Regions from separate parts of the Homo sapiens genome. Here all the other regions are linked to region 2. A link is a loop called in an ENCODE intact Hi-C map of the cell type or tissue named here. Cell type or tissue: PC-9. All regions are shown on one strand. Region 1 has its middle 27 kb from the start of SLC26A9-AS1. Region 2 holds the start of SLC41A1 (solute carrier family 41 member 1). Region 3 overlaps PM20D1-AS1 (PM20D1 antisense RNA 1).

The links. Peaks named below come from ENCODE experiments on the same cell type or tissue, not always from the same donor. Only the 100,000 strongest peaks of a DNase experiment are listed, where the experiment ranks them.
Region 1: it touches region 2 in a loop (5-fold over the local background); 39 of 110 quality-filtered maps call a loop at or near these places.
Region 3: a loop joins it to region 2, with 8 times the contacts of the local background. A loop is called at or near these places in 3 of 110 quality-filtered maps.

Annotation. Positions count from the first base shown.
Region 1 is chr1:205,906,792-205,909,291 of GRCh38, reverse strand. No RefSeq gene overlaps it. Among named protein-coding and RNA genes, the nearest start is that of SLC26A9-AS1, 27 kb to the left of the region's middle. In PC-9, a CTCF peak has its summit at 1,314 (motif pointing right); no DNase peak of the experiment used is centred here; H3K27ac peaks cover 435 bases.
Region 2 is chr1:205,811,991-205,814,490 of GRCh38, reverse strand. It overlaps SLC41A1 (solute carrier family 41 member 1), which reads left to right and starts at 1,293. Exons shown (of 11, transcript NM_173854.6): 1 at 1,293-1,683. RefSeq lists silencers at 933-1,162, 1,303-1,562 and an enhancer at 999-1,499. In PC-9, no CTCF peak of the experiment used is centred here; DNase peaks (open chromatin) are centred at 730 and 1,250; H3K4me3 peaks cover 2,500 bases; H3K27ac peaks cover 364 bases.
Region 3 is chr1:205,888,465-205,890,964 of GRCh38, reverse strand. All of the region lies in intron 1 of PM20D1-AS1 (PM20D1 antisense RNA 1), which reads right to left. Among named protein-coding and RNA genes, the nearest start is that of PM20D1-AS1, 28 kb to the right of the region's middle. In PC-9, no CTCF peak of the experiment used is centred here; a DNase peak (open chromatin) is centred at 1,024.

The DNA.
Region 1 (2,500 bases), 95 kb before region 2:
ACTAGTCCTAATAGGCATCCTACTATAACTAAGAACACTCGCTTCTCACCTTTTTCTACAATTTCCTCAAAATTGTATATGTATGTTTGTGTGCCTGTTTATGTGCACATGTATATGTATGAATATGTATATATGTGTGTATGTACATTTGTATGTACGGGTATGTAGCCCTGGGCCACATAACAATGTTTCAGTCAATGACAATCGCATATACAATGGGATCCCATAAGGTTATAGTTCTGTATTTTTATTGTACTTTTTGCTGTGTTTAGATACACAAATACTTAGCATTGTATTATAGTATGCAGTACAGTAACATGCTGTACAGGCTTCTAGCCTTGGAGCAATAGGCTATACCATGTAGTCAAGGTGTATAGTAGGCTATACCATGTAGTCAAGGTGTATAGTAGGCTATACCATCTAGGTTTGTGTAAGTACACTCTATGAGGTTCACACAATGACAAAATCACCTAAAGAGACTTTTCTCAGAATGTGTCTCCATTGTTAAGCAATGCATGAAGAGGGCCCTAACTAGACATCGAATCTGCCAGCAACTTGATCCTGGACTTCCCAGCCTCCAGAACAATGGTGTGTACATGGATATATTTCCTAGTGCTGACTGCTGAAAGTTCCAAGAAGTAATGACACCCAGTAAAAAGGAACAAATCTAGTACCCAGATTTCAGCTTCTAACACCATTCCTTTCTAAAAGGAGACAGAACTTCTTAAAAGAAATGGTTGATTCCAAGGCGGGGATAGGATTGGATACAAGATAAGTCTGGAACATATTTTTATACCAGAAAGCAAGGAATTGTTCCAAAAAATTGATGGGAGTATGTTACAAGGTCACAGGAACCAGATCAAAGTGGTCTCTACGTGCAATTTAAGCACCAAAATAATTAAATACAAGGATGAATTTTAAACCATTAAAAACAAGAATTGAGCTCATACCAACGATGATGAGAGAGAGAGAGAATTAGAAAGGCTTTCTAGTTGCTAGAGACTGTGTGTTTTGCCCCAAAATTCATATGTTGAAATCCTAACCCCCAAGGTGATGGTATTAAGGGCTTTTGGGAAGTGATTAGGTCATGAGGGTAGAGTCCTCATGAATGGGATTAGTGCCCTTATAAAAGAGACCCAGAGATATCTCACCCTCTGCCGTGTGAGGTTACAGTGAAATGACAGCTATCTATGGAAGAGGAAGAGGACTCTCACCAACATCAAATCTGCCAGCACCTTGATCTTGGAATTCCCAACATCCTTGGTTTCCCTTGATGTTGTCATCCCAACATCTGAGTTCTGGAAAGGTGTAGTGGCTACTGGCCCCCAGAGGAGGGCACACTGCAGAAGTGGCATGACAATGTGAGGAGTTCCACTGACCAGCTCCCCTGTGAAACTGGTGAAAATTACTAAAATAAAATAAAATAAAATAAAGCCTCGAGAAATAGTCCCAAGGGCAAACAGCAAATGAAGACACATCTATTCAAGAAAACCTATGAAAATTTAATAAGAAAGCAAAAGCTATAAGCCTAAAACATCTTTATGTTAGCCCCAAAGTACATCTATAATAGCCCCCAAGTACATCTTTATGTTCTAGGTGAGGATGGACCCTACAAGATATAGAGGAAGGTCAGTCCTTACTGCGGATAACTGAAACTGTGGGTTTCACTTTCCACAGTTTCAGTTACCCGCAGTCAACCCTGGTCTGAAAAATATTAAATGGAAAATTTCAGAAATACACAATTCATAAGTTTTAAATTGCATGCTGTTTTGGGTAGCATGATGAAATCTTGCACCATCCTGGTGTATGTTCTGCCTGGAATGTGAATCACCCCTTTGTCCAGCATATCCATGCTTATACACTATGTGCTCATTAGTCACTGAGTAGCATCTCAGTTATCAAATTAACTGTCACGGTATCACAGTGCTTGTGTTCAAGTAACCCCTATTTTACTTAGTAATAGCTCCAAAATAGGCCAGGCATAGTGGCTCATGCCTGTAATCCCAGCACTTTGGGAGGCTGAGGCAGGCGGATCATAAGGTCAAGAGATCAAGACCATCCTGGCCAACATGGTGAAACCTGGTCTCTACTAAAAATACGAAAATTAGCTGGGCGTGGTGGTGCACGGCTGTAGTCCCAGCTACTCAGGAGGCTGAGGCAGGAGAATTGCTTGAACTCAGGAGGCGGAGGTTGCGGTGAGCCCAGATCGTGCCACTGCACTCTAGCCTGGTGACAGAAGGAGACTACATCTCAAACAATAATAATAATAATAACAACAACCCCAAAGTACAAGCATTGTGATGCTGGTATATTGTTATAATTGGTCTATTTTATTATTAGTCGTTAATATATTACTATGCCTAATTTGTAAATTAAACTTTATCATAGGTATGTATAATATATACAGCAAAAAGGCCGGGCACGGTGGCTCACGCCTGTAATCCCAGCACCTTGGGAGGCTGAGGCGGGCGGATCACGAGATCCGGAGATCGAGACCATG
Region 2 (2,500 bases):
TAGTAGGTCCTGTGAGTCTGCAGGCCCTTGATGCAAATGCTCCAGAGCTGATCTGGAATCATCCTGGGGGTACTGGTTTGGGGTGGGTGAGGGGAACAGGGTTTGGTATGTGTATTTGTCATCCTTATCAAAAGGAATGACCTGCTCAGGTTGCTGTGTGTGCTCTTGTGAGCACGTGCCCAAAGCTTCATACACAGCACTGCGATCTCTTCTCCCCAGGCACATCTCCGCTCCAAACCCTATTCAGGGGTCTAGAGCCATGTTCGAATGCCCCCGGGCTACTTTCAGGGAGGAAAAGGACAGGAAGGAACCGTTGGTCACAGGTTCCACTGACAAGAGGGGAAAACTTGGGAGTGGGGGTTCCTTTATGAGGGAGGTCACACCCCCTGCACAAAAACATCCCAAAGAGAACTGGCATTGAGCTTGTGTTGGAGAGGTGGAGATACCCCAGGGAGGAAGTGGCGAAAGGTGAGCATGGGAACACCCCTCTTTGATCCCACAAGGTGCGTCAGGGAAAGTTGGATTTCATTTAGTCCGGGATGGTGACATCTCTCCGCACGCTGCCACCAGGCTCAGTGGGTCAGAGGAAGTGAGGCTCCCCTCCTCTCCGACCTCAGGTGATGCGTGTGCGACCCCAGCCATGGGTCTGACCTCCTTTCGCTCCCGCCCGCCAGTCTCCACCCCTTTCAAGGCCGGGACTTTTTTAAGGCCGGATTCGTCAGGGGTGAGCCATTTGCTCAAGGAACGCGGAATCTGGAGGGAGCCTAAAGTGACGAGCCGGCGGGAGAAGAGCAAGGTAGGGACTGTTCTGTCCGGGTACCAAGTGGGAGGAGGGAGCACGCGGCTGGCTGCTTGAGCCCGGGGGTCAGAGGTGGCTGGCTGGCTGGCTCCACAGGGACGTTTACCGGTCTTCCCGAAGGCCAGAGGCTCCAAGGAAACATCCAGAGGCAGGAGAGGACGCGCACTGTCGCACACGCCTCTCAAAGTCTGCTGGGGCTCCGACGCGGCGCAGCGGGCCCGGGGGCGGTAGCACCACGCAGCGAGCCCGGGCAGCGGGCCCCTCGGACCCCGGGCCGATGGGCGCTGGGACCCGCGCGCTCCAGGCGCATGGAGCCGGCTCCCGGTTCCCGTCACTCCTCCTACTGCGTTTCCCCGGCGCCCCGCCTCCTGGGCACGAAGCGAAGGAAGGGGGCCGGGCCGAGGTTGATCCCGCCCCCTCCCCAGTCCCTGATTGGCTGCTGCTGTTGTCCATCCGAGAATCTATTTTTGATGGAGCGGGGGGGGTGCCACCCAGTCTGCCCCAGATCACGTTTGCCACCGGCAGCCAACCAGTTGGGCCCGAGTCCGCGGGCAAGAAGCGATTGGGGGCGCGTGAGCTCGGCTCCCCGGTCCCCCGTCCGGGTGCCCCCCCGCCGGGCCCGAAGCGATATATCCTGCCCTCCCCGGCCACCTCCCCCGCGTGGAAGCGGAGCGGCGGCCTCGCTGTAACGCAGAAGCGAAATGTAGCGAGCCGGGTGTCGCGGCTGGACGCTCGCCTTGGCTGGGGGTGTGGGGGGGCACGCCGGGGGCCAAGGAGGACTGTCGAGGAGGAGTGATGAGAAGAGGGGGTGCCCTGCACCCCCCGAGACCACGGGCCACGCTGCCACTTGCCAGGCGCCCCCCTTCCTCCCAGGCGAGGGGCAGGTCAGTCCTGTGGGGTCCTGGGGCGGGGAGGGGGTGGTGGAGGGCGGCAGTCCTGGCGCGCAGCGCATTTGCTGAATCTGAGTGGTGGAGAGACTGAGGAGGCCACCCAGTTACTTTCTCTCCCTCCTCGGGGTTGGGGATACTAAAATGGGTCTTTTTTGTCCCCGCCTGGGAGGAGGGGATAGGGCGTCCTGGTTCACTTTTGCTTCTTTCGTCCCAGGGCCTTAGGCCTGTCTGAAGTCTCTTTACAGGGGGAGTGGTGAGGGAGGACTGGCTTCCCCTCCTGGGAGCCCCCTCTCAGGTTCAGTGGCCTGCCAGGAACACAGGAGGGAGGCGGGGGTGTCAGCTTTTAGCGGACTCAGAAACTTTTCTGGCATAGGGGCACTGGACTCAGAGGTTTCCTCCTGGATCTCTGGTGAGGGAGTTTGAAAGAACCACAGTACTGTGTTTAAGGAGATTGGAAAAGGGAGTCCTGGTGGGTGACTGAATTGATAGAGGAAACAGTTCTCCTGGGCCAGTTCCTGGGGTTTGATACCTCCTTTCCTAAACTGAACTTGACTAATTGTGTGTGTTTGGAATACTTAAGGACCTGTTCCTCTTACCTGGTGGAACTCTCTTTAAATTTATTTTTTACGAATAAGAGCTCTTCTGGTGAAATGGAATAGGATGGGAGTCCATCAGGAATTAGGAAGCCTGGGGATTCCTTTAGGCAGAGAAGTGGAGCCATTACAGCTAAAGAGATGCATTTGGAGCAAGTGCATATTGGCTTACGGTGCTTTGGTTTTTGTTTTGGGTTTTTTTTATTGCTACTTTTGTT
Region 3 (2,500 bases), 76 kb before region 2:
GAAATAAAGGGATGGGTTGGACTAGCTATCTGCAGCAGGAGCATGGCCTTAAGGCACAGATCACTCATGCTATTGTTTGTGGTTTAAGAATGCCTTTAAGCGGTTTTCCACCCTGGGTGGGCCAGGTGTTCCTTGCCCTCATTCTGGTAAACCCACAACCTTCCAGCGTGGGCGTTAAGACCATCATGTACATGTCACAGTGCTGCAGAGATTTTGTTTATGGCCAGTTTTGGGGCCAGTTTATGGCCAGGTTTTGGGGGGCCTGTTCCCCACAGAGAAGATGATAACCAGCATCATAAAAATATGTGAAACTATAAAAACTCACTGGTAAAGCTAACACATAGGGAGAAAGAGATAAGACTCAAATCTTATCCCTACAGAAAACTGCCCAACCACAAAAGTAAACAGTAAGAGAGGAAGGAACAAAGGATATACAAAACAAGCAGAAAATAATAGAATGCTAGATGTAAGTACTCACCTATCAAGAATAACGTTGCATGTAAATAGATTGAATTTTCCCATTTAAAAGATATAGACTGGGCTGACTCTCTTTTTGGACTCAACTCGTCTGCACCCAGGTGAAATAAACAGCCTTGTTGCTCACACAAAGCTTGTTTGGTGGTCTCTTCACATGGATGCATGACACATTTGGTGCCAAAGACCCAGGTCAGCAGGACTCCTTCAGGAGACTGTCCCCTGTCCTCACCCTCACTCCATGAAGAGATCCACCTACGACCTTTGGTCCTCAGACCAACCAGCCCAAGGAACATCTCACAAATTTTAAATCGGGTAAGTGGCCTCTTTTTACTCTCTTCTCCAACCTTTCTCACTATCCCTCAACCTCTTTCTCCTTTCATTCTTGGTGCCACCCTTCACTCCCTCTCTTCTCTTAATTTCAATTCCTTTCATTTTCTAGTAGAGACAAAGGAGACACATTTTATCCATGGACCCAAAACTCTGGTGCTGGTCATGTACTCAGGAAGGCAGCCTTCCCTTAGTGTTTAATCATTCCGGGGATGCCTGCCTGATTATTCACCCACATTCCATTGGCGTCTGATATCTTCAGGGATGCCTGCCTTGGTCATTCAACCACATTCCCTTGGTGGCAAGTCAATTGCGGGGATGCCTGCTTTGGCTGCTCACCCACATTGCAGCCCAGGGCTGCTCCCCAACCCTTTCTCCATGTCTCTACCTTTCTCTTTAAACTTGCCTCCTTCACTATGGGCAAACTTCCACCCTCCATTCCTCCTTCTTCTCCCTTAGCCTGTGTTCTCAAGAACTTAAAATTTCTTCAACTATCACCTGAACTAAAATCTAAATGTCTTATTTTCTTCTGCAACACTGCTTGGCCCCAATACAAACTCGACAATGGTTCTAAATGGCCAGAAAATGGCACTTTTGATTTCTCCATCCTCCGAGACCTAGATAATTTTTGTTGAAAAATGGGCAAATGGTCTGAGGTGCCTGACATCCAGGCCTTCTAATACACATTGGTCCCTCCCTAGTCTCTGTGCCCAATGCAACTCATCCCAAATCTTTCTTCTTTAGCTCCTGTCTGTTCCTTCAGTCTCCACCCCAAACTCTGAGTCCTTTGAATCCTTCTTTTCTACAGACTGATCTGACCTCTCCCCTTCTCCCCAGGCTGCTCCTCGCCAGGCCAAGCTAGGACCCAATTCTTCCTCAGCCTCTGCTCCCCCACCCTATAATCTTTCTATCACTTCCCCTCCTCACACCCAATCTGGCTTACAGTTTCGTTCTGCAACTAGCCCTCCCCCACCTGCCCAACAATTTCCTGTTAAAGAGGTGGCTGGAGCTAAAGGCATAGTCAAGGTTAATGCTCCTTTTTTTCTTTATCCGACCTCTCCCAAATCAGTTTTTAACATCAAATATAAAAACTCAGCCCAGTTCATGGCCCATTTGGCAACAACCCTTAGACGCTTTACTGCCCTAGACCCAGAGGGGCCAGAAGGCTATCTTATTCTCTATGCATTTTATTACCCAATCTGCTGCTGACATTAGAAAAAGCTCCAAAAATTAGATTCTGGCCCTCAAACCCCACAACAGGACTTAATTAACTGCACCTTCAAGGTGTATGATAATAGAGAAGAGTTGCAATTACTTGCCTCTGCTGTGAGAGAAACCCCAGCCATATCTCCAGCACACAAAAACTTCAAAATGCCTAAGCCACAGCAGCCAGGCATCCCTTCAGGACTTCCTCCCCCAGGATCTTGCTTTAAGTGCTGGAAGTCTGGCCACTGGGCCAAGGAATGCCTGCAGCCTGGGATTCCTCCTAAGCTGTGTCCCATCTGTGCGGGACCCCACTGGAAATTGGACTGTCCAACTGGCCCAAGGCTCTGACTGTCTCCTTCCCAGGTCTTCTTGGCTTAGTGGCTGAACACTGACACTGCCAATCACCTCAGAAGCCCCCTGAACTGTCACGGATGCCGAGTTTTGGGTAACTTACAGTGGAGGGTAAGTCTGTCCCCTTCTTAATCAATAC